Linked DNA regions of Mus musculus: all the other regions are linked to region 5. Evidence: chromatin loops called from intact Hi-C (ENCODE). Cell type or tissue: left cerebral cortex. All regions are shown on one strand. Region 1 holds the start of Ier5 (immediate early response 5). Region 2 overlaps Xpr1 (xenotropic and polytropic retrovirus receptor 1). Region 3 overlaps Mr1 (major histocompatibility complex, class I-related). Region 4 overlaps Gm41980 (a long non-coding RNA gene). Region 5 overlaps BC034090 (cDNA sequence BC034090).

Region 1 (5,000 bases), 120 kb after region 5:
AGAAAATTTGGGTAGGAATAGAACTGATGTTCTTTGTTTTTGTTTTAATAAAATCAGAATGCTCAGTGGGAATAGTGATGCACAACTTTAGTCCCAGCACTGGGGAGGCAGCGGCAGGCAGATCTCTGAGTTCAAGTCTAGCTTGGTCTACAGAGCTAGTTCCAGAACAGGACTACAGGACAGAACGAAAAAAACCCTCTCTATAAATAAATAAATAAATAAATAAATAAATAAATAAATAAATAAGCAGGCAAGTAAGTAAATAAATAAATATTTTAAAAAGAAGCGCTGATGAAACAAACAAAGCTTTGAAAGGACCAGGTCCTGAACCTGCCCATGGCTATCAGACAGCTCACTGACTCCACCCCAGACGGATCGTCAGTTGGCCTGTAAATTTAAGCGAGCTGTGTTAGACAGGAACATGGGATATGTCTGTACACTCGTTCAAGTGCTACTTACTACGCGGCATCGATAAATCTGTCTGTGAGATGCAGCATTACCTGATACACTCTCACTTGTAATGCACTGGGCCCCATCAGAGCCTCACTGGTCTGCTCTTCTTAGGAAACCTGAAGATGAAGTAGGGACAACTCTGTTGCTTTAAGGGTGAGTGGTCAGGATCTAGATGTGGTCTTGGATTTCAATACCCAATAAATATTTGTCAAAAAATAAAATAAAATAAAAAAGATTTTCCAAGAGAGAAAACGGAGAAGAACCTCATGCTATTACTGAACATATGTTGCTGTTGCTACATGTTATAATTATTTTCTCTCCTTCTCTATGTGGGCTGAGAATTCCTAGAAGGGAGGGACTCTGGGCTTCAGTTGTAGCAGTAATAGTGGCCAAAGTTAGCATCCCCCAAACCATCAGATCTGAAGGCATCCTGGTTGTGAACTGGCTCTTAATCAAGCCTACCTCTCACTAGTATTTCTTCCATGTAAATGGCCAAACCTATTGTAGGGTCAGGCAAACCTTTCACATAGACACCGTGTAAGCTGTGGTTAACTTTATTATTTAGATTGACTCTGAGAGTTGCCATTTATCTTCTGTGTAATAAAGAAGGTGTATCTGTGATTTCTTCATTTTATATTTGAAACTTCAGGGCCATAAGGCAATTTACAGAGCCATCAGGCACCAGTACAATCTTGTCATGGTCCTTCTGACAGGGATTTGCAAGACTCAGTGGATGGGACTACATTGACTGACCAGAAAAATTTTAGGAACCCTCCCCCCATACTTGACAAAAAACAATTTACATAATCAACATGGGAAACCAGAACTTATTTGTATTTTTAGAACTTACTAGATTTCCCCCAAAATAGATCAGTTACTTATTGTGTGTGTGTGTGGGGGGGGGGTATTAAACAAACAGACAAACAAAGAAAACCATTGTGGAGAAATAGGTAACATCTTCCATTTAAAATATGTGATAACTGAGAATCTGGGGAACGAAATGAAAGATGCCAGCTTTAGGTGAGAACAAACAACGTTGTACCTGAATTCTGTTCCTTCATAAGGCAGAAGCTTGGGTATTTCTAGAACGTTCCCTTTTGTTTGTAGTTAAATGCTGAGTATAACGCTAATGGGAAAGGGGCTAACTCCAACATAATATCTCAAATATATCGTGCTAGTTGTCATATATTGTCATCGCTTCCATTTCTGCCAAGAATGACCAGAAATTACAGCTGAAACAGCTATGAGCAGCTGGAAATTGTGTATGAAAGGAACTGAATTTTATTGTGCAGTAGATTCCAGCACACTAAACGAATGAAAGTTCCAGTCAGTGTGCTAAGGTACATCACAAAGCGGAATCCCTTACTACATACAGTTCTGTGGGCCTCGTTCTCCTCTATCAACGCCTCTGAACACAAATCCCACCGCACATGATCAATGGGCTGCCTGCAATCTCCCCCTTTAAGAGCTTGCTCCGCGGGACTAACGTTTGAACAGGCCCTGGGGCCCCTCCTCTGCCTCTGATTGGTCGGGGGCGGAGCACGAGGCACATCTGCCCGCCCAGAACGGTTAGCGGCGCTTTGTGATTGGCGTTCGAGGAGCATATATAAGGTGCAGTGTGGCCCCGCAGCGCTCAGTTTAGAGTCCGGCTCAGAACGGTTCTGTTGTCTGAAGGGAAGCGGCGGAGGGGGACTACGCGTCACCAGGTCTTTTCTCCACCGAGCTTTCAGACGCCGAGGGTACAACCACAGAGGAAGACCTGATCCCGCCTACAGCTCCTCTCGCAGCTTCAGAAGGCAAGCAGGCGTTCACCCTATCGTCTGGAAGCGAAGGCAGGATGGAGTTCAAGCTGGAGGCTCACCGCATCGTCAGCATCTCCCTGGGCAAGATCTACAACTCGCGGGTCCAGCGCGGCGGCATCAAGCTGCACAAGAACCTCTTGGTGTCGTTGGTGCTGCGCAGCGCCCGCCAAGTCTACCTGAGTGACCCCTGCCCTGGCCTCTACCTGGCTGGCCCTGCGGGGACCCCGGCGGTGCCGCCGCCTCAGCAGCCTGGAGAGCCTGTAGCCGGGCCACCCTCCGGCTGGGGAGAGCCGCCCCCGCCGGTCGCCCGTGCCGCCTGGCCGGAGCCCGAGCCTCAGCCGCAGCCTCAGCCTCAGCGTCCCTCCGTGTGCCACACGCCCGGAGCGGGAAGCTCAGAACCGGTGGCCGCGGTGGCCGGATCGGGGGAAGCTCTCCGGGGCGGAGAGGAGGACTCGGCGGCAGCTGCTTGGGGCCGCGTGGAGCGTCCGCGCGCGGCGTCTTCAGGAGGTGGCTCGGACGCGTGCCCCGAGGGGCCCCGGGCAGTGCGCCGCCCGTGCGGCTGTCCCCCGGCCGTGGAGGAGCGGTCCTCCGAGGACGGGTCCCCCGCGCCACCCGCCCCGTGTCCCAGGAAGCGTGGCGCAGCGGGAGTGGGTGGCGGCCGCGCGAGCTGCTCGGCACCCGGCTCTACCCCTCTCAAGAAGCCGCGCCGGAACTCGGAGGAGCAGCCAGTCACCGGCGAGGACGACACCGACGAGGAGATGGAGACCGGGAACGTGGCAAACCTCATCAGCATCTTCGGGTCTAGCTTCTCGGGACTCCTACGGAAAAGCCCCGCAGGCGGCCGAGAGGAAGAGGAGGCGGAGGAGGGCGGCCCGGAAGCCGCCGAGCCGGGGCAGATCTGCTGCGACAAGCCGGTGCTGAGAGACATGAGCCCCTGGAGCACAGCCATCGTGGCCTTCTGAGCCCCCGGGACCCGAGTGGCTGGAGCTTGAGCAGCGGGAGTCCCCGAAGTGCGGCCGGGGCCTCTCCCGGCCGCGAGGACGAGCCGAGACCGTAGGCGCTGGGCGCGTAGGGGAGACTGGTTGCTGCCGGGCAGCACATCGCCCCAGAAGGGGCAGCCCGGCTGGGCCGTGGCTCTCGAGTCTCATCCTGAGACCTAGAGTTGGAGGCTTATTGGAAGAGGACGATCGATCGTTAACTTTTGTATCTGTGTGTGTCCGTGTGTAAGTTTGTCTTGTGTTGAGACTGTTCTGTGATTCTGGAATGCACCACCCCTTCCCCGGGGCTTGAGACTTTGGGGGTGCAGACAGGGACTTTCCTCTGCCAGCAGCACAGAAAAGGAAGCTGCAGAAAGGCTCGAGGAAGGGGAGTTCCCCGTTCGATCTTGGGGGAGAGAGGGACTTTACACACACCTCTCTCTCATGAAAGCTACGACCGCACCGGGGCGCGGAGTGGCGTTTTCTCACAGGATTTCCTCAGACTAGAGGGAGTTCGTCTGGAGTAGAGACTTGTATTATTTTTCTCCCTCCCCATCCTTTCTCTGGCACAGAAGAAGCGCTTCTACCCTGTGATTACTCTGGGAAAGCAGAACATTAAGGGACCTTCAATTCCCCACAGGGGAAAAAAAGCTTGCTGAACTTCACAGAAGAGTTCAAGCTTGGAAATACGGAGTTTATAGAGAAAAGATATATTTTTTAAAAGCTCTAGCTCAGAACTTACTACACAGTGCTTTTAAAAAGTGTTTAATGAAACAAAGTTTACAGACGAGCTCTAAGTGGAAGGACCTTATGGCTTTGTAGATAAGGTGACTCCAGTCTTTGTTGTATAAAGGTTGGGGGAGCTGATAAGGTTTTTGTACAGTATTTTCTCCTTCTCTGTATTGATTTTTGTATAAAAATGTAACTTTACGTGTCTAACACGTATTAAATATTTTGAAGCAACTCCACTGCCTGTTTGTATGTATGTAATCACTTGTCTGGGTTTCCAACAAGGTGGCGGGGAGGGGCAACCAGGCTGGGAAATGGAAGGTGTGGTTCTTAATATCAGCCATTCACAGGCGAGGGACAGTGTTGGCTGACTTGAATAAGTAGCAAGAAAGACACGTTTAAGGGTTTGGTTTTGGTTTTTTGTTTTCACGAACATCCCCATCCATGGATACTGGTATCAATGACTGTCAGTTTGAGACTTGCCACTACAATTTTCTCTTCAGTCATGACAGACCAGTTTGGTTTTCTATAGTTTGATCTGATGGGAATCTCTAATATTAAATAATATTAAAAGCCAAATTTTGCAGCCTTTCCAATATCAAATATTTCCACCAAAACTTTGTTTCCAAAATAGGTCTGGTAATGTATAGATGGTAGATCAATTTTTAGATTTGAATTGGGGTGGGTGGGGGTTAGATAGCAGCTTCAGAGGTCTTACTAGGACCAAACATGAAGAAACCGATGAAACCGACTTGTCTAAATGTTTAGATCCATCACTGTGGCCCAATATATGTCAAGGTTGACATTTGACTTTAGTTGTAGAAAGTAAAAAGCTCTGAAAGTGAAATTATGTGTATCAAACCAGAGAAGGAAGGAGACCGAGGGAGGTTGGCTAAATTTAATTCTCATGTAGCAGAACTTCCTGATTTGCTCTTGTCACCTACATGATGACATAAGTGGTTTTGGTCATGCTAAACAGATGACAGCCAAGGCAATTTAAAGAGACCGTTTTGTCTAAGGCAAAATGTTCAGTACTTAA
Region 2 (5,000 bases), 63 kb before region 5:
TTCCTCATTTTTAATAAGCACTCAACAAATTAATAAACTTACTGGATAAAGAAAAATTATATTCCAAAATCAACTCTTGTTTCCTCCCCCACCTCCCAGTCCTCACACCATCTTTCTCTTTCATTTTATTTATTGTGCGGATGTGCATCAGGGAGCAAAGTCAACTGTCATTCCTCAGATACCTTCCTCCTCTATTTGAGACAGCCTCTCATTGGCCTGGAACTTCACCGGGTAGACTGGGCTAGCTCTAGGGACCTGCATGTCTGTTCCCATCTTGCCACTGTTGGGATCACAAAGTGCCCACTGTGCCTGGCTTCTTACATGTGGTATCTAGACTCAGGTCCTCACACTTATTAGGCAGATGCTTTCCTGACTGAACTATCATGGCTCTAGCTGTCTCTTTGATTTTAATAGTCTTGCCTATAATTGTTTTGTTTTGTTTTCTCCTTAGTGAGCAGGAACTTGAGCCTCCTGGAGGTTTACCAGTAGTAATATATTCAGATCTTAACATGAATGTCTTTACCCCATTTTGTTTAGGCGATTTGTGTGGAACTTCTTCCGTCTGGAGAACGAGCATCTAAATAACTGTGGTGAATTCCGAGCCGTGCGGGACATCTCTGTGGCCCCCCTCAACGCGGATGACCAGACACTACTTGAGCAGATGATGGACCAGGAGGATGGGGTTCGAAACCGCCAGAAGAACCGGTCGTGGAAGTACAATCAGAGCATATCCCTGCGTAGGCCCCGCCTGGCTTCCCAGTACGTAGAGTAGAGCACTCCTGTGTGGCTAGCAGCGGGTAACATTAGCTAAAAAGCTACTAGACTGGACCAGGTGAAGTTGCTGGCATTCAGCCATGCTTCCTCTTCAGACAGTAGTAACAAACCAACCCATGAGGTCAGACTTGTAGTATATCTTCAGGAGCACATGAGACACGCCAGGGTGTCTATCACCTACTGAGTAGGGATGTAAAGGACCACAGGAAAAGTGTGCTGGGAAATGACTTACCTGATTCTTGAGCATGACATGTGTGTGCAGATAACCTTCGAGTTCGTTTAGAAATCCTATCATTTGTGTAACCTTGTCTTTAATTCCTGTTAGCACTCTTCTGTACACTGGGATGTGTATAGTTCAAAGAGAGATTAAGAAGAATCAATTTGCTGGGCAGTGGAGGCACACGCCTTTAATCCCAGCTCTTGGAAGGCAAAGGCAGACAGATTTCTGAGTTCAAGGCCAGAGTTCAATCTGGTCTACAGAGTGAGTCCAGGACAGCCAGGACTACACAGAGAAACCCTGTCTCAAAAAATCAAAAAAAAAAAATTTTAAAGAATCAATTCATTATTTGTGAAATTTACCCAGCATCATCACAGAAAGACTTGAGCAAGCTGAAGCTACCTTATGAAGTCCATAACTAGGATTCTTACCTGCCACTGACTTTGTGTCCCAAAGCTAACAGTAAACATAAAGCATATGGTGACTGCACTCGGTGTTGAGAGAATAGAGAGAGAGACAGCAGAGTAGGTTACGATGAAAAACGTAAGTTGGACATTTTTCTGAAGGTAAGGGAGTGCTTGGACAAGGTAAAGACTGTGCCTGTGGAAATGGAGAGTAGGAAGGAAACACATGTGCTCAGACAGTAGTGAGAAAATGTAATTGGATGGGCTCATCTGAACTGACCCACACCTGTAAGCCCAGCATTTTGACAGTGGAAGCAGGAGGATCATAGCTACACAGCAAGCCCAGGCCAGCCTGGTTTACACTAGATCCTATCTCAAAAACAAACAAATAGCCAAAGACTAAAAACTGCAGGCTTCATCTTGTAGGGAAAGAAAAAGAACAAAACAAAACATGTTCTTCCAAAGAGGAGTGACAGGAAAGGAGACTGTGTCACTGCACAGTGCAGTAGGAAAGGGAAATCGGGACAGTAAAGGCCTGGATCGGGTTGTAAAGTCGGGTACAGGAGCATAGAGGAGATGAGCAGAAGGGGCTACAGTCCGGTGAGTACAGAAGCCCAGGCCTACCAAAGCTTTAGCTAGAGAGTGGGAATTTTCTGGAAAGAAAGTAGAGAAGGAAAAAGCAGAAAAGAGGAGAGTGAGTCTTAGGGCAGAGGAAAGTAGCAGAAGTCACAGTGGGAAATGAGCGGGAAGAGCACTGACTCAGCTGCACTCTGTCCAGGGAGGCACGGCAACCTGGGGTGCAGGAGCGCTGTGGGTAAGAGGGTGCTGAGGAGGTGGCTAGCCTCAAGGCCTGGAGAAAAGGCTGACAGACCAGAGCTCCTCACCGTGAAGGTCTCATAGCTACCAGCAGAGGGCAGTCTAAACATGGTTTCTGATCAAGAGGGAGGCTCTTGGTGCTAGTCTGTTCATTTCAGGGGTTTACAGGGAAACGCTGGGAAACTAGATGGCAGCCAGAGGAAGGCAGTTAGAAGAACAGGCTTAAGGTACAAAGAGTGCAGGGAATCTAAGGTGAGACCTGAGTCTCAGCTCTGACGTCATAGATTCATACAGCCTTAGCACAGCCTTAGCCTCCTGAATGTCAGCCTCCCCATCTGTCAAGTGGGAGTAACAGATCTCCTGTCAGAAACACTGCCTTCACTGTTGAGGCTAACGAGTGTCGGGTTACCCAGTCCCATTTTTATTCGGTACAAGAATCTCTGCACAGCCTCCTAAATCAGCAGCGCTAACAGTTTGACCGAGGCTCCTGGCTATCACTGTACCAGTGCTCAAACTCAGATCCTTGTTTCCGGGTACTGCTCCGTCTTTAATTCAGCCTACTGCTGTTCCTACCTCTCCACTTGCAGTACATAGCTCCTGGGTAGTGTGCGTGCTTGCTAGTGGGAAGAGTGGACCCAGCAGCACTGCATGGGACTGATCATACATGTTCATTTCCTCTGATCACGCTAGATCCAAGGCTCGCGACACTAAGGTATTGATAGAAGACACAGATGACGAAGCTAACACTTGAATTCGCTGAAGTCTAGAGTAACATCCTTGGTTTTCTACTCTACAATCCTTTCCTCGACCAACGCAACCTCCAGCACCTTTTTCCAGCTGAGAACAGGAGAAAACAGAACACGTTCCCGGGCTCTTCAGATCGGGTCCTATGGACTCCGAGCAAGCTCACTGTGTTTCTTTTCTTTTCTTCTGGTTTAATCTTCATTTTCTATTTTTAAAACAAATACTTCATTTTGCCAATCAGAAGATGTTTTAAGGAACAAACACCTACTATCTTACGGATTGTTTACAATCACAAGGATACAGAAGCCCATCAGGATGAAGAGAAGCTTTGGAAGGAACGTCTGATGCACAGCCCAGAGAGCTCAGCTTCGCCGGCCGGTTTTGACTGTCTGAAACCGGACACCGGTTTTTAAATTTTCTGTCAGTTTCTATGGAGAGTTTTTCCCTTCCTTCATAGCCAGTGCAGAGACACTGGCAGCACTTGCAGGGAAAGTGCAGCTTGGAGCAGCACCTCCTCCACAAAGCTACTTTTAATTCGATGTGACTTTTCTCATCTGGGGAGGGCTTCGGGTGGGTGGGGAATATGCTGTATTCGTTACATACAGTTTCTCATTATTTATGAAACTTAACCATAAATGAATGCTACTCCTGTGAAGGGAGGCAGGAGGAACTAAGGCTCACTGGCACTGCGGAGGGTCAACCCCACACACCTCTTTCAGGAAACAACTAGTTGATTTTTTTCCCCTCATTTGTTTTAACTTTAAACCAAAGTTTTATTGCTAAATTTTAAGTTGCTGCTCTAGAGTCCCAAGCATCACTGTCATGACCAGGCAGGCATCCCCCTTGCATCCCAGTGGTGGAAATCCAGAGAAAAGGCTCTGACTGTTGTTTCTCTAGGAACAGGTGCAGGATACAGTCACCCAAATACCAGTCACAAAAATGACGGTTTGCCACGTGCTTCTGCATGTAGAATTGTAATCTTTACCAGTGGAAAGACAGGCCTGTTTCAGGCCCCTCACACTTTATTAGACATTTCCCCTTCTGGTCTCACCTTCTTCAGCCAGAATTTGATCAAATTAAAAGTCTTTTGTGGGGACTGTATTTCTGAGCATCTAGAACAAATCCTTTATATTCATCGACACAAAAGATCTTGGTGGCTATTTTTAAACCCAGCTGTATTAAAAGGTGATGTTGAATTTTACGACACCCCTACCATGGCCTGCTTTTAAATTCGGGGCTTCTAAACCTGGTTGTACTTTTTAAATTATATTTCTTAGAAAATTCAGGATATAAATACCTACTTTATTCTCTATCTCACCCCCTTTCTTCATAAATTCTCTAGAGAAGCCTAAAAACATACAGCGCTTGACTGTCTTGAAAATGGTTGGTTTCATATCTGGTACTCATCAGCTTGTCACTGGGAATCTAGATCGTTGGTAGTAGTGACTGCCCAGCATTCTTGAGACCCTTGATTTTCTCTCCAGCATGGGTCAGGGTAGAGAAACAGCCATTATTCAGTAAAATTAATATAAATACCAGGAAAAGGTAAATAAATGGCCCCACCCTTCAGATCTAGATAAAAGTCCCACGTAGGAGGGCCATGAACGTGTGCCCTTGTCAGATGAACTTTAGACTAAGAAACCGGTGACTAGGGAAACAGCAGTAACACTTACATTGTTTTAAAACTTGGCTACTGCCCCTTAGCTCGTGCTTGTCATTAGCTCCTCCTGCATATCAAACCCTTACTCACTAAAGTTACAGCACTGCTAAAATCCTACTGATTAACTCACCAGCTTCCGTTTACAAAGTTTCTTCCATTTTTATTCTGACAAAGTTCCATTTTTTTCCTCCTTTCTCGATTGAGATTTTTAACAACACCTTGCCCCCATCCCCCACCCCAAAAAAGCTCACTCAATGTTGTAGGTTCTGTTGCTTTTTGTGTTTTGCCAAGCATGTCCCTTGCCCCAAAACTAAAGAGCAAATGTTTATTTAAAGTAAAAACAAAACTATAAATAAATTGTATACTTTATAATAATCAGTGGTAA
Region 3 (5,000 bases), 78 kb after region 5:
ATGTTAAAGGGGTAGCCATGAAAGAGTAACTGTAATTGTTTCAATAGGAAATAGTCCTTACAGGTATATGTGATTGCGCCCTTGGTTTCAGATGACGGCTCTGTTGTGATATTGTGAAGTTTTAGGACACGGGACTTAGCTTGCAGACTTAAGGCTACAGAGGCAAGAATTGAGAGGTATAAGTTGACCCTACTTCTATCCCAAGCTCAGTACTTCCTAGCTGTGTAGTGTGATGATAGTGAGCTGCAAGCTTCTTGCTCCCCAACTAAGCTAATCCCAGCTTCCACGCCTTCTTCACTATGAGGGACTGTATTTCCTTAAGCCATTATGCAAATAAGTCGTTCCTGCTTTGTGCTGTTTCTGTCAAGTATCACATCAGAGCAATGAGAAAAGCAACTTATTGTGGTCATTGCAATGCTAAACCTGACGATGCAGTCTGTGGGACTTCAGAAGTGAAGTGTAAGAGTAATATAAAGTTTGGAGCTGTGGGCTCCAAATGCTGTAACTAGAACTTTGTGGGATGTTCTCGCAGAGGCCAAGAGGGACGTTATCAGGAATTGGACTAGAGGCTATTCCGGCAAAGAATCGATGTCCCCCCTCTGTGTCCTGAAAGTCAAAATGAGGCTGAATTAAAGAGCAATATACTAATGTGTTTGGTGAAGAAAATCTCTAGTCAGAAGTGTTCAGACTGTGGCGGTTACTGTCCCTGCTTTTAGCCCATATTACAGCAATAGACAGCTGAAAGCTGAGGGGAAATATTTGAAAAGTATATAGTTTGGCAGGGAAAGGGACATGAATACAGTTGTGGTCAAAGCAAGTGTGGGAAAAGCTGTGATAATTCATACAGGTATTAGTACTATTAAAGAAAAATCTCACATCTCTCCAGCCCCAAGATTTTGGATTTCGATCAGTGTTGGAACCCTTAAGATGTTAGGGGGTAGGGGGGGCTGGGGAAATGGCTCAGTGGTTAAGAGCACTGACTGCTCTTCCAGAGGTCCTGAGTTCAATTCCCAGCAACCACAAGGTGGCTTACAACCATCTGTAATGAGATCTGATGCCCTCTGCTGGTGTGTCTGAAGACAGTAACAGTGTACTTTTTTTTTTTAATGATTTTCAGACAAGCAAAAACTTTAATAAAATCAATCTCTCAAAGTAAAATAAATAAATAAATAAAAAGATGTTAGGGACTTTCCCAGTTGTAAAATGCACCTTGTATCATGAGGTAGCCATGGGCCTCTGGGGTCAGGGCTGTGGATTGAATGTGAAATGCACCCCCCCCAGGTTTGTATATTTACACACTAGGTGCTCAGTTGGTAGTGTCTCTTGAGAAGTTGTGTGGTTTGGGGGGCACACAACACAGATAACAGGTCTTAAGGTTGGCTAAGGGTTATTATCGTCCAGCACAATTCTAGCCTGAGCCCTCTGCTTTCTGACCTGGAAGGATATGAGGAACCGTAGCACAAGCTCCAGCAAGCCCAGACCAGGCTGATCCCAGCCACTCTTTCCTCTTCTCCATGGACTCTACTCCTTTATTCCATGAGCCAAAACAAATCCTTCCCCCCTTCGGTTTCTATCATGTATTTCTCAGTAGGGACAAGAAAAGTAATTAATACAGTGGCTAAGAAGTCAGACTGGCACATTTGTCAGTTTTAGACTTGCCGTTAAGAGCCAGTCTCTTGACAGTTGTTAGGAGAAGGGACTAATGGCTTCTGCTGCGTGCAGAACCATCGACATCACTGCATGCTTTGAGGAGTGTCCCAAGGTTCTTTTACCTAAAATACAACCATTTACTTCTCTCCTCATTCCCACAATCCCCGGGATCTCAAAGAGTAGTTATCAGAAATCACAATCATTTTTACCGTACTAAGACACTGAGCTGCTTGAAGAGGGTAACAATAAACTGTTCTTTATTGAAATGGCTACCCAATCAGAACCTCCTACCAACCTGAGGAAGATCTGCTTGGGCTCTAGGGACTGGAAGATCAAAGACTGAAACATGTCTGACACAAGGGGGCAGGAGAGAGCACTTTAATCCAGGCTCTGGAAGAGTCTCTCAAGCAGAGTTGAGTAGTCATAGGTAGAGAAGCTCCCGATGTGAGAGTTCAGCTTTTGATTTCTGGTTCCTTCACTGTGGCTTTTAAGGTTGTGCTTAATTTAGTTAATTTTGAGTAATGTACTTAATCTCTCTGCACCTTCCATCTGTGGAATGGGAATGATGGGACCTACCTTGATGGATGTTATTGTGAAGGCTGGGGATGTAGCCCGATAGATAAGAGTTCTTGTCTAGCTTGTACAAAGTCCTGGGATCAATCCCTCGTGCCACCTGAACCAGATTTGGTGATTTGTGAGGCAGGAGAATCAGAAGGTCAAGGTCATGGTTGACTACATAGACAGTTTGAGGCCAGCCTGACATGAGACCATGTTTTGTTTTGTTTAATTATTGTGAGGAATGAATGAAGCCAATGTTGCTCAAGGGTTTGTATAGCACTGGCCACATGGTCCCTGCACAAAAAATAAATACACGTAAATAGTGATGATGGAGGTACCTGCTGCCCTTTAGGCCTCACTGAAGGTGTAACTGGTCTGGCTTGATCTCCTTGGAGGATTTCTCAGGAACACTCCTACTCCTACGTGAGCAGGGTTGCTGTCTTGCCTACACCCCATAGGTGCCTTTTTTGTTTGTTTGTTTTTGTTTTTGTTTTTGTTTTTGTTTTTTGTTTTGTTTTGTTTTGGTTTTTCAAGACAGGATTTCTCTGTGTAGCCCTGGCTGTCCTGGAGCTCACTTTGTAGACCAGGAAGGCCTCAAACCCAGAAATCCACCTGCCTCTGCCTCCCAAGTTAAAGGCGTGGGCCACCACCGGCGGACTCGGTGCCTCTTTTGTGACACTTGTATTTGTTCTGTTATATAAAAATCCCCAGTTATACTGTAAATTTCTGGAGGGAAGAAGTGGTACCTGATTCATTTTCCTCTTCAGATGTTGCATCATAGCTTGTCCATGGTAGATATTCAATAAAAACAAGTCCGGGGTTTTATATTCCAGTAATTTTCCTTAGATGTTTGTCAAAAGTGGCCCAACTGCTATTGTACCAAGTTAAAGAGACAAGGCTCGGGGTGGGCGTGGGGCTGGGGGTGGGATGAGCCAGCACTCTGGTGTGAGAGATGCTTGTTGAGTTGAATGAACTCCCCAGAAGGCCTAGGAGATTTGAGTAAACAGTAAGTGATCCTTGAAGAGCAGTGTGACTGGCCCAGCTAGACAAAGCCAAATGCTAAGCTCATAGATGTCAGCTCCACAAGTGAGTCATGTTGGTGACTCATGGAAAGGGGCCAACCCAACCTGACTTCATAATCGTTGGAGCAAGAGGGGGAGCGGAGCAAATGGTTTCGAAATCACAGTCTGTGTAGAACAATTTTAGTCCTTCCAAATGATTCGACCTTAGTAGTTATATTAAATCTTCAAATATCTGGGCAACACATTCTGGTAAGATACGAATTGCCACAAGGTCTGGCATGCTATGAAGGGGAGTGTAACAAGGACTTTTCTTCATCTTCCCTGGTCTGAATTACCGACTTCATATCTGTCAGCCGACATCCCTGGATCATGAAGTGCCATTTTAGAAGCCTGGCTAAGGGCCAGGCACAACTTATACCTGTAGAGGCACCAGATGGGTCCCACAGAGAATGAAGAGAAGGCTGTGGTGTCCTTGGCCAGCATGCACGCCCTCTCTCCCCTTGGCCTGCTCAGCTCTTGACCCTGAGATCTTCTCCAAGATGTCACCCTCTCTATAGAACCTTTCCTAAGAGCCCACATTGACATGATAGCCCATATACGCTACTTCTAAAACCACCTTCTTTTACCTATACTATGTCCTGAACTTCTTGCACTATCTAGGAGTTCATTTCAGTTTACCTTGACCCTTACTGATGATCACAATCCTCATATTGATATTTCAATGGACGAAAAAGTAGAAAAATAGTAAGAAAGTAGCTACCAGGAGTGGTTGGGTATAGCAAGAAAAAGCATGGTGCTTTTGAAAGTATTTTCTGCAGGAGGCCTGAGCCTTAACGGCTGTTCTGACTCTGTTTAATCTGGGAAGAAGGGTGTATACCCCAGTATATGTAGCTGGAAGATGGTAGAAAGATGGCCCTCAATTATCAACCCAGAGGCCTTATTAGTAAAACAAGGGGTTGGACTGTCAGGGTTTTCTTTCCCTCAGAGGCTCTGGGGGCTTCTTGAGGCACATCTCCACGCCTGCCCCATCCCCACCCCCACCCACCCAGTGAATAGTTTTGGTTCTTCCCCCAAGACCAGAACATCACACTGTAAGTTACTTACAAGTGGAGGTTACCTATAAAGTTTCTTCTTCAGTCACACAGCTGAAGTCTTTCCAGATCGTAATTACTAGGATTCTATAGTTGTGTTGGATAAAATAGTGGCTAGAACACTGGTGAGGGGAATGCCAGGGAATGCGGTTATTACATTCTGTCATCTGTGACTCTCAACGCCTTCCTTCCTTGTCTCCTCCTCAGGGACCCACTCGCTGAGATATTTTCGTCTAGCTGTTTCCGATCCTGGTCCCGTCGTCCCTGAATTTATCTCTGTTGGGTATGTGGACTCACACCCTATCACTACATACGACAGTGTCACTCGACAGAAGGAGCCGAAAGCTCCATGGATGGCAGAGAACCTGGCACCTGATCACTGGGAGAGGTACACTCAGCTGCTAAGGGGCTGGCAGCAGACATTCAAGGCGGAGCTGAGGCACCTACAGAGGCACTACAACCACTCAGGTGTGACTGTAGCAGAGATGAGCACTCTCCCTCACTGGCTACTCCCCAGAAGACAGGCCCTGGGCTGTCTACGACAATTTCACTAGTTGCTTATATTCTTTGTAGAAAACTTAGAAAATCAGGTTGCTGGAGTTCAGTGACCACCATCTCCCCCATGACTCTTCCACACTGACCTGTAAAAACCCTTTATCCCTTGTCCCCATATTCCTAT
Region 4 (5,000 bases), 190 kb after region 5:
CTGGAAGATTGCAGGGTACAGCCAAGCTTGGCAATCTCAAGTCCAAGTCCATGTTCCCGTAAATGGTGCTATTAACAATGGAGCAGGTGTTCCTGATGTCCTGAAAATGTGGCAAGGCCAGTCCAGGCTTCAGGGAAGGGCTTAGCAGGGGGAAAGGTCATTACCGATGTGAACAGCTTCTTAGTTACAAAATTGTCTACTTCCTCCTTGTCAGACAGCTGTGGACACCTGGACTGGACCCTTGTCCCTGTTCTCTAGGGTTGGGACAATTCCACACACACACCTGTTCTTATCTCTAGAACAGATTCAGGCTATGGTTCGAGTGTGTAGCTCGGACTGTTAAGCTAGCATACGGGAAAGCTGAGTGACTTTAGCCACCTACTCCAGATTTTCTCTCCCCAGGTTGGAGGTTGTGTTCAGGGTACCAGCACGGTCTGGTTCTAATGAGGGCTTGCTCATTTCCTGGCTTGCAGACAGCAGCTTTCTGCTCGTATCTTCAAAAGACAGAGGAAACTCTGGTTTCTCTTCGGAAGGTTAATCCTTCCAGACTCCAGTCTCCTCATGACCTCACTTAGAGTTAATAATCTTCCAAAGGGGTCCATGGAATCAGGGAGAGAGTACGGATGTCTTTCCTCTATACTTGTAGTGTGTGTGTGTGTGTGTGTGTGTGTGTGTGTGTGTGTGTGTGTGTGTGTGTGTGTGTGTACACGAGTCTCATTGGCCGCACAGGCTACCTGAGAGGGAGGAAGTGGGAGGAGTGGGTGGCTGCTCTTCTTGGCTGATCTCTGGAGACCTGCCTGCAGGTCTTGCAGTTGTGCACGCCCACCACACTGCCTGTCACCTCAGATGGATGATCAAGTCATACAGATGCATCCTCAGTACTTCTGGCTCCGCCTCCGTGGGCGGCGCCTCCCTGGCTTAGCAAGTCTGTGCTTTGATATTGAACTGCTTTTCTTTGCTCTGGGTGATTTCTTCATCACTGCCACTCATTAGTGTTCTTTGTTCCCCACAATTCGCTGGGGTTTACATAATGCTACTCGATTTATGTATTTTAATGCACACATTCTCATTTCGTTTCATTCAGGGAACAGGAACGAGGGTCCAGTCCAGGTGCCCACAGCTGTCTGGCAGGGAGGAAATACACAGAAGCAGTTCACACTTGTAATGACCTTTCCTTTGTACTTTTCCTTTTAAATAACTTTTTGTTTTATTTAGGCTGTGCACGGTTTCATAACTTACATCTTTTTAAAAAATCAATAATTATTAGCTATTCCTTTATATCTCTAAGGATCCTGAATATTTTTTCTTTTTTTAAAAAAGACTTATTTATTTTATGTATGTGAGTATACTATTGCTGTTTTCAGACACACCAGAAGAGGGCATCAGATCTCATTACAAATGGTTGTAAGCTGCCATGTGGTTGCTGAGAATTGAACTGAGGACCTCTGGAAGTCAGTCAGTGCTCTTAATCGCTGACCCATGTCTCCAGCCCTATATTTTTTTCATAACATCTATCACTACTTGGCATATTATCCTTCCCACAGTGTGTGTGTGTGTGTATGTGTAAATGTATGCGCCAGTGTGTATGCATGTGTATGTGTGTGTTTGTGAATGTGTATATGTGTGTGAGTGTGTATATGTGTGTGCATAAGTATGTGTATGTGTGAGAGTGTGTATAGTGTGTATGTGTGTATGTATTTGTGGGTAGAACAGATGATGTCACGTGTCTTGCTACATGGCTTTCTACCTTCTTTTGAGACAGGCTCTTTCACTGAACCTAGAGCTCACTGATTCAGCTGGGACAACTAGCAGTGAGCTTTAGGGCGCTGCCTCTCTCCTCCCGAGCCCAGCGCTGAGATTAGACCCCTAAGGCCGTGCCCATCGTTTTTTTAGGTGAGTGGTGGAGATCCAAACCCAGATGCCCTGCTTGCAAGGCAGACTTCCTAACTGGACTCAGTTCCTAACAAGTACTCATTTAGACTTTACTAACGGAACCATCTCAGCTTTGGATTCTAAACTTTAAACTTTTTCGATTTTATCTATTGCTGCTAAGTGTTTGGAGGGGCCTTTGGATCATCAACTTACAGTAAATACTACGGTGCCTGGAAGTCCTGTAATTAGAACTCATTTAGAAGACCATCAAACCTATTATAACAGGGCCTTAGGGGTTTGCTCTTGAAACTGCAGAATACTGATGTCTGTCACTGTTAAAGTTCACCTTGTTCCTCCTCCTCAGTCTAGGAGGGGGCGGGGGTGGAGGTGGGGAGGAAACAGAGGCCAAGGGATTTGCTTCAGGCCCTGCATCTTGTTAGTAGCAGAGCCAGGACGGCAAACCTGATTCCACAGCCTGGGGCTTTGTACTTTTGCTTTTGAACATCCACTTTCTTTCACAGCATGACCTGCCTCTGAGCCTCACAGTTTACAGGCCAGCTCTGGCTGCACTCTGTCCCCGTGGTCTTTCTCTCCCCAGGCATATGGCACATAAGTGGGAAAGGAAAAGATTGGACTTTAATAATTAGATGGTGACAGCTCAGGAGAATCTCTGCATGGGACCAGAGGCCCACAATGGATGAAAACACATTTTATATACGCCACTGCCCTCTAGTGGCCACAATGAATGTCAAGTCTACCAGATGAACAGTGAAGGCAAACATTCAGGCATAGTCTGAACTCTTAGCCCCGCATGGAAACATACACTGGGCCCCATTTAGTTGGTATTCAAGTGCCAAATGAATAACATATAAGCTTATAGAACCCAAATCTATTCTCTGATGCTGATCATCTGAGGAGCACTGCCAAGAGAAATGTAACAGCCACTTAGTAACAAGATTCTCAAACCACATAAACTAGTTACTGTTAGTGCTGTATTCTACTTGACACAAGTTGCCCAAAAAATTATTATTTCAACATTAATCAATAGCTAATATGAAAAAGAAACATATATCTTCTTCTGGTACTGTTTTCTTTCTTTCTTTCTTTCTTTCTTTCTTTCTTTCTTTCTTTCTTCTTCTTCTTCTTCTCCTTCTCCTTCTCCTTCTCCTTCTCCTTCTCCTTCTCCTTCTCCTTCTCCTTCTCCTTCTCCTTCTCCTTCTCCTTCTCCTTCTCCTTCTCCTTCTCCTTCTCCTTCTCCTTCTCCTTCTCCTTCTCCTTCTCCTTCTCCTTCTCCTTCTCCTTCTCCTTCTCCTTCTCCTTCCTCTTCTTCTTCCTCCTCCTCCCACCTCCTCCCTCCCTCCTCCTCCTCCTCTTCATTTTGATATTTTCCAAGACAAGGTTTCTCTTTATAACAGTCCTGGCTGTCCTGAAACTTGCTTTGTAGACCAAGCTGACCTCAGACTCACAGATTATCTATCTGTCCTACCTCTGTCTCTAACCCTAACTCTGCTGGGATTAAAGGCGTGAACCACTATACCCCACTATACCTGGCTTTTTTTTTTGAGATGGGTTTTGTGTGTCCTGGGTCATGTAGCCAAGACTGACCTTAAACTACTGATCTCCTGCCTTTAATTCCTAGTTGCTTGCCTTACAGATGTGTACCACATGCCTGATTTATGGTGCTGGAATTGAATCCAGGGTTTTGTGTTTTCTAGACAAGCATTCTAACAACTGAGTTATAGCCCAGCCCTGGTCCTGAAGTTCTTACCTCTAGCATTGTAAATTCAACATCTCTGTCTCTGTTGGCCTGGCCACACTATGTGTGCCCACTGGCTGAGTGGGTCTTGTGGCTGTTGCACTGGGCAGTGAAGGTGAAGGGCAGCATTTACAAAGTTGGTTCTTGTGATTGCACTGGTAAATGTAGGTCCATGAGGGACAGTTCCACCAGTCTGCAGCAAGATAAGAGAAATAGAAAGAACACTCTTTACGTGTAAATTCAGCATAAGATTAGTGGCTGTCCTTTTGAGGGACCAATGTGATGGCTCTCTGGACATAGTTGCTGTCACTGTTTCTGTTCTTCTCTGAGAGGACGGTCCCAGCAGATGGTAGTTTATTATTGAGTAGCACAGATGTGATCCCCTTCAGGGTTCCCCCTCACCCCCTCCACCTTTGATATCCACCGACTCCTGGGGACTACTGTGCTAAGTGGTTTTTTCTTCCTGCTTAGACAATTGATGCTCACAACTGGGACAGATGCCTGCGTGATGGTTCCTGAGCTGTTCTCTGCATGTCACCTGTATGCCCTCTCTGCTTTACAAAAACAGTGCAAGGAAGTGATTGTGAGCAAGGAGGGGTGACCTTCAATTTGCTCTAAAAACAACCCCAAGGACTAAGCCATTTGCAAAATCCAGTTTGTAGCAATAAAAACAAATGACCACTTGACTGAGCATCTAGATGGTGCTGCTCCTGACTTTAGAGGGTGGTTTCACTATAACATGATTTCTTCCAAGTTCAGAGCAATAGAAGCCACTGCTAAGGGGCAAAGCCTTTAATAACTCCAGCCTCTCTAACAGCCCTGTGTTGGGCTAAGATGTGCAGGGAGAGGAGTCTCCCCTTTGTAGTAATCCTTGTAAGGAACTTGGGCTTGCAGTGGTCTGAATTTCAGTCTGATTTTAGTGTTCTCTTATCTTTAATTAGTATCTCTTTTGTGTCATCTGTTTGCTTTGTGTGTCCCAGCAGGTCACAGTCCTACCATAGGTTCTTAGGCTTGAAATTTCAAAGTCTTAGAACGTGACTTGTGGCCACTCCGTTTATGAATATGGACTTTCAGCTCCGTGGTCTGTAGTCACGAGGGTTCTAATTAGAATTGCATTTTGTTTTTCAAATTCTATGTGACATCTATGCTTGAGTCATAACATGGAAAAGATGTTAGTAGTAGATGGAAATTGTGTAAATCAAATCATTTTTGACTTGTCTCAGATGCCACAGCTTTTGTAGATCGATTGATCCTCCCCGTTTTAAAAATTCAAGCGTTTGATAAGCTGTCTCGCCTGAGGATGAGGTGCCTACATATTAAACATAAGATGCAGCTCCCCTTCCGGATTTAAGCAGCATCTCCACAATTATCC
Region 5 (5,000 bases):
GGCTTTTACATCTCCCCACTTTCCCAGAACACTCTTGGCCTCTGCTGAATAGACAGACACTTCTACAGTCAGATCACGCAGTCTGACTGAATCTGCACCTGACTGCCTCTGCTGTCTCTACCTGCTGACGCCTGTTCTTTCCTCCTTTAGAAGTCACCACAGTCCTTAGGCTGCGTGGCTTCTGCTGTTTGCCTTCTCACAGAGTTTCACCCCTCCATGTCTCTCTCCCCTCACTGGAATATGATGTCTACACCCCCAATACTGTCTCAGTAGCTAGTGTACCCAGTTCACATTCAGTGAATACAGGGCACCAGCTAAGCATCTCCCTCTCCGAGTGCCAGGCTTAGCAAATCACCTCCGCACACTCACCTCTACCAGACCTCCGGAAATCCTGCTCTGTGCTGTGTGCTGGGAGCGCAGAGCTATTCTGTTCTCTGCACCCTCCCCTGTGCAGAGTTAGGAAGGAAACCATAGCCTAAAGCAGGGCCCTTCCTAATGCTGTGACACTTGAATACAGTTCCTCATGTTGTGGTCACTCCCAACCATAAAATAATTTTTGTTGCTACTTTGTAACAAATTTTGCTACTGTTATGAATCATAATGTAAATGTCAATGTAAAAATGTGCAGGATCTGATATGTGACCCCTGTGAAAAGGTTGTTCAACCCCCAGAGGGCCTCGACCCCCAGGGTGGGAAGTGCTGGTCTAAGGCACTGGACCTTTTTATTTCCAGGGCCGAGGAGGGGAGAGAACGCAGGGTGAATGGCAGTCCACGGACTGGTTTCACTCAGGACAGGGTCTAGGAGTGGAGGCCCTTGTGCAGTGTGTGCTGGGTGGAGGAGAAGGAGAGGGTGAGCTGGGAATGAAGACAGCATGCATCGCCTCCTGTCCCTGGAAGCTCTCCAGATAGACTTCTCAGGTGTGGAGCTGGGAGCTGTGGCCTTTGCACTTCTCACCACTGGAACGTCTCCATAAGTCACCCAAGGGAAATGACAATGTCTCTTGTGTCTCAGAGGTCTTGCTGTAGTTTAAGCTGAGGGGCTGAAGGTAGAGAGCAGCCTGGTTCAAAAAGGCTATGACATACAGGAAGGATGGTACAGAAACTTGCAAAAACTGGGGGAAAAACAAACTAAAAGAAAAACATTGTCTCTCAGGAGCACAAATGCCTGAGCCTCTACCCCTGACTAGCACATACCACACCTTCCCCCATGTCCCTCTCTTTTCCTGTGTCCCTGTCTTCTCCCGTGTCCACATATCATTTCTCATGCTGTCTTTCTTTTGCCTGGGCACCTGGTCCTTTTTTTTCTTCCAGCTGGTGAGCTCTTGCTTCCAGCCTCACTCAAGGACCAGCCTGCCTCTGTCAGCCTGCCTTCTTGGGCAAAGCCTCTCTGCTCCCAGTTAAAAGCTCCTGGAGCTGTCACGTTACCTGGCTCACCCCCACTCCTAGCTGGACCCGTCCTGCTCTAAGGTGTGTCTTAGTATGCCACCAGAGAGCCACACCCCCAGCCCCTCCCCTTTGGACAGGATCTCCTATGTGACTTTGGCTGGTCCTCCTGACCCTTCTGCCTTGGCTTCTGAGTGCTGGGGAGATTTTCAAAGTGAGATAGGCACGCGAATAATGCTAAATGCTTTGAACACTTGTGCAGTCCCATCTTTTGAAGCAGGCTCCGCTGACTCCTGCTGGGCACCCGGGGGTCCTGACCAAAGCTTGCGCCACACAATTGTTTTCTTTTTTTTTTTCCATTTTTTATTAGGTATTTAGCTCATTTACATTTCCAATGCTATACCAAAAGTCCCCCATACCCACCCACCCCCACTCCCCTACCCACCCACTCCCCCTTTTTGGCCCTGGCGTTCCCCTGTACTGGGGCATATAAAGTTTGCGTGTCCAATGGGCCTCTCTTTCCAGTGATGGCCGACTAGGCCATCTTTTGATACATATGCAGCTAGAGTCAAGAGCTCCGGGGTACTGGTTAGTTCATATTGTTGTTCCACCTATAGGGTTGCAGATCCCTTTAGCTCCTTGGCTACTTTCTCTAGTTCCTCCATTGGGAGCCCTGTGATCCATCCATTAGCTGACTGTGAGCATCCACTTCTGTGTTTGCTAGGCCCCGGCACACAATTGTTTTCATAAACCTCAGGTTTATGGTTCCCAGCAAATCCTCTGTGGGGACCCCTTCCCAGGCTGGTTTTCTCACCTGTAATACTGGGCCTTCCCCACTAGGTGTCATCCTCCCATCAGCATCGGAGAGCAACTTCCTTCCAGAACCTCCATTCTCTGCTAGGTGGCAAGGGAGACCGGTCCAGCCTCTACCTGGTAGAGGGGTCAGGGGACAGCAGTGGACCCAGCAGGTAAGCATGGCACAAGTGACCCAAATGATAAACTCAGAGTGGCACCACAGCCCATTTGTCTCGTTAAGAGGAAGTGGAGCAGAGTAGCTGAGTGTTGCCGTCCACAAATCTCCAATGTGGAGAAACGGAGTGACACAGACATCTCAGAATGACACCTTTGTGCCCTTGCCATGTGCGCTGAGCACTGTGAGGCACGGGTTTGCTGGAAGGTGGCGCTGGCAGGCTTGAAGCCTCTCTCCCTTGGCTGTCTGCTGACATCCTGGGATCAGTAACACAGCTAAAGATCTTTCTAAACACCCAGATGAGAACCCCCAGAGAGACCCTTGGTTCCTGGCCCAGGCCCCCTTGGTCATCCATTTTTACTCAGGGTTTCATGGAAGGACTTTGAGGGGGAAGGGCTCCTGAAAACATTAGATAAAATTATAGCTTTCCTCGGGTGCTCAGAGGTCTCTTTCTAAACACGTTAGAGACCACCGTCCTTGCTTCAAGGCTCTCTGGCCTGAGAAACCAACCGCCAGTAGACGTGGACACTGCCAGTCTCCACCCTAGGGAGCTCATTTTGCTGGCTGAGGTCAGAGAAACCAGCCCCTCCTGTCAGAAAGGTTCCTACATCAGATTCAGGTCACCTTAGGGCCCAGAAAAAACTGGCTGTGATACCTAACCCTACCGTTACTGTCTTTGGTCTCCTTGTAGGCCAGCCAAGGCCTTTCCCCATCGTGCCCTCAGTGTGGAAGATGTGGGTGCCCCTAGCCTGGCTCGTACTGTGGGCCGCGTGGTGGAGGTGTTCCCAGATGGCACGAGCCAGCTGCAGCTGCAGCGACCCCCAAAGGGCACCTTTGGATTCCATGTAGCCCATGGCAGTGGCCGGCGAGACTCAGGTATGCTCTCGGGATCCTCAGTAAAGCCCCTGGGGTGTGGCCAAGTTCCTTTGGGGCTTTGGTTGAGCAATGGAGAAAAGCTCTCCTCATTCCTCGGAAGCTCTTCCTAGGTGCCAGGTCCCAGGAGCCCTCATGCTGAGGGGGTAGAGCTGGCCGATTTGACTCCACTGCCCCCCTGTTGTCCTGTGACATCTAGAAATCCCAGCCAGCAGGGCTCTTCCAGAGGGGCAGAGGGAAACTGTCTGTGCTTGCCGGGTCTCAGCTATTCCTTTGATGTGGTTGATGTATTTCAACCGCCCCATCCTCCAGCTGCTGGTGTGTCTGGGCTTGTGGAGTGGGCCTGCCTGTCTGCAGTCCTGTCCACAGCCCTCCCTCCCCAGCTCCTGGAGGCTTTGTTCAGATCGATGTTGGCTCCAGGTGTCTGGCGGGGTTGCCTACTGTATCCTAATTCAATACCACCGTCACTGAATTCTGACCAGTTCTTGGTCCCTCTACATCCAGGAGTCCTGTGTGGCAACCTGACTTGCCCAGGCCAAAGCCCATGGTCTAGAATGTGTGAGTACATGAACCCTTGGAAGCTGTCCCCAGGCTCTGCTCAGCGGAGGGAGAGTGGGCAGAGGAGGGAGGGGATGACTTGGAAAGGCAAGCTCAGCAGTCTGTGCTGCTGGGCCCTGGGGAGAAGTAGTCCGCTCTCCAGTGTGCTAGGCCAGGGCTGTTTAACTGGGAAAGCCCTCCTGCTGCCGTGTCTGCAGCACACGCTGTGCTGCAGGGCACCTTTGGATTCCACGTGGCCCATGGCAGTGGCCGTCGAGACTCAGGTATGCTCTCAGGATCCTCAGAAAGCCCCTGGGGTCAAGTTCCTTTGGGGCTTTGGTTGAGCAATGGAGAAAAGCTCTCCTCGTCCCTCCAGAAGCTCTTCCTGGGTGCCAGGTCCAGCGTGTGTGCTAGCTCCTGTCCTGTGAATCACTCGGCATCTGTGAGTTAATGTGTGTCAGGTGCCTGCTAATAAGTATCTTGGATACCGGGGTTACAGCACAGCATGAAGCACGCAGACTGCAGACCTCAGGCCTCAGGAGCGTGCGCTCCAGCAAGGGTGCTAGGCCAGATCTACACATTTACTTCATATGTTTTATATTATGAACATGGCATAGTGAAATGCACCAAGAAGCAAATATAAAAAAAACAGGCATGGCCGGTACTGGGTAGACAGGCTTGAGATGACACTCCAGTGGAGACAGGACAAACAGGAGATGAGTCAGGTAGAGGGGCTACCAACTGTGAAGGCCCTAAAGGGCCATGGGTCTTGCTGTTAGGGAAACAAGGTCAGGCTGAGAGCTGAGCTCAGAGAGGCTGCATGCTGCCCTGACCTATGGGACCTGGAGTTTTCTCACCGAGTGGCATAGGAACCATCTGCTGGAAGAGATTTTAGAACAGAAGGCTGATACCTAGCTGTGTTGAGATACACAGTGGGCCAGTGAAGGGAACTACAGTGATGTCCAGACTCCAGGAGACAGATCAAATAGCAGGTGGCGGGAGAGTGGCCTTGGAGATGGTGAGCAGGGGCTATAATCTGCTGAACTGCAGCTAGTGTGATCTGAACTTCCTGTCGGGGTAAGGGGGGTGGGGGAAGCAGAGAATGGACGGGGCCAGGGGGGTAGAAAACATGTGTGATCGGGATCAGCGTGGGCCTCCCCCAGTCTGGACCTAGGGTGAGTCAGATGTCAGCGCACACACAGGGAGCTGACATTTGGGAAGCCAGACTGAGTGCCGT

The links. Hi-C counts contacts between places; a loop is a spot of excess contacts. Peaks named below come from ENCODE experiments on the same cell type or tissue, not always from the same donor. Only the 100,000 strongest peaks of a DNase experiment are listed, where the experiment ranks them.
Region 1: a loop joins it to region 5, with 2.9 times the contacts of the local background. A loop is called at or near these places in 15 of 42 quality-filtered maps.
Region 2: a loop joins it to region 5, with 7 times the contacts of the local background. A loop is called at or near these places in 14 of 42 quality-filtered maps.
Region 3: it touches region 5 in a loop (5-fold over the local background); 17 of 42 quality-filtered maps call a loop at or near these places.
Region 4: it touches region 5 in a loop (8-fold over the local background); 38 of 42 quality-filtered maps call a loop at or near these places.

What each region holds. Positions count from the first base shown.
Region 1 is chr1:155,096,721-155,101,720 of GRCm38, reverse strand. It overlaps Ier5 (immediate early response 5), which reads left to right and starts at 2,085. Exons shown (of 1, transcript NM_010500.2): 1 at 2,085-5,000. The coding sequence starts at 2,291. The coding sequence ends at 3,217. In left cerebral cortex, a CTCF peak has its summit at 2,151; DNase peaks (open chromatin) are centred at 2,964, 3,577, 4,285, 4,911 and 1 more place; H3K4me3 peaks cover 3,298 bases; H3K27ac peaks cover 2,879 bases.
Region 2 is chr1:155,278,972-155,283,971 of GRCm38, reverse strand. It overlaps Xpr1 (xenotropic and polytropic retrovirus receptor 1), which reads left to right. Exons shown (of 15, transcript NM_011273.2): 14 at 538-759; 15 at 2,902-5,000. The coding sequence ends at 2,962. Among named protein-coding and RNA genes, the nearest start is that of BC034090, 37 kb to the right of the region's middle. In left cerebral cortex, a CTCF peak has its summit at 2,292 (motif pointing right); DNase peaks (open chromatin) are centred at 2,415, 3,028, 3,424 and 3,789; H3K27ac peaks cover 2,987 bases.
Region 3 is chr1:155,137,303-155,142,302 of GRCm38, reverse strand. Mr1 (major histocompatibility complex, class I-related) reads left to right here. Exons shown (of 6, transcript NM_008209.5): 2 at 4,529-4,789. Among named protein-coding and RNA genes, the nearest start is that of Mr1, 7.0 kb to the left of the region's middle. In left cerebral cortex, CTCF peaks have their summits at 1,059 (motif pointing left) and 1,997 (motif pointing right); DNase peaks (open chromatin) are centred at 2,011, 3,322 and 4,576.
Region 4 is chr1:155,023,595-155,028,594 of GRCm38, reverse strand. It overlaps Gm41980 (a long non-coding RNA gene), which reads left to right. Exons shown (of 6, transcript XR_001779499.2): 5 at 1,763-1,893. Among named protein-coding and RNA genes, the nearest start is that of Gm41977, 4.9 kb to the right of the region's middle. In left cerebral cortex, CTCF peaks have their summits at 1,332 (motif pointing right) and 2,615 (motif pointing left); DNase peaks (open chromatin) are centred at 419, 867, 1,844 and 2,598; H3K27ac peaks cover 2,071 bases.
Region 5 is chr1:155,215,611-155,220,610 of GRCm38, reverse strand. BC034090 (cDNA sequence BC034090) reads left to right here. Exons shown (of 10, transcript NM_001370865.1): 8 at 2,224-2,351; 9 at 3,045-3,229. Among named protein-coding and RNA genes, the nearest start is that of Gm31102, 25 kb to the left of the region's middle. In left cerebral cortex, a CTCF peak has its summit at 2,232 (motif pointing right); DNase peaks (open chromatin) are centred at 2,252, 3,831 and 4,411; H3K27ac peaks cover 2,095 bases.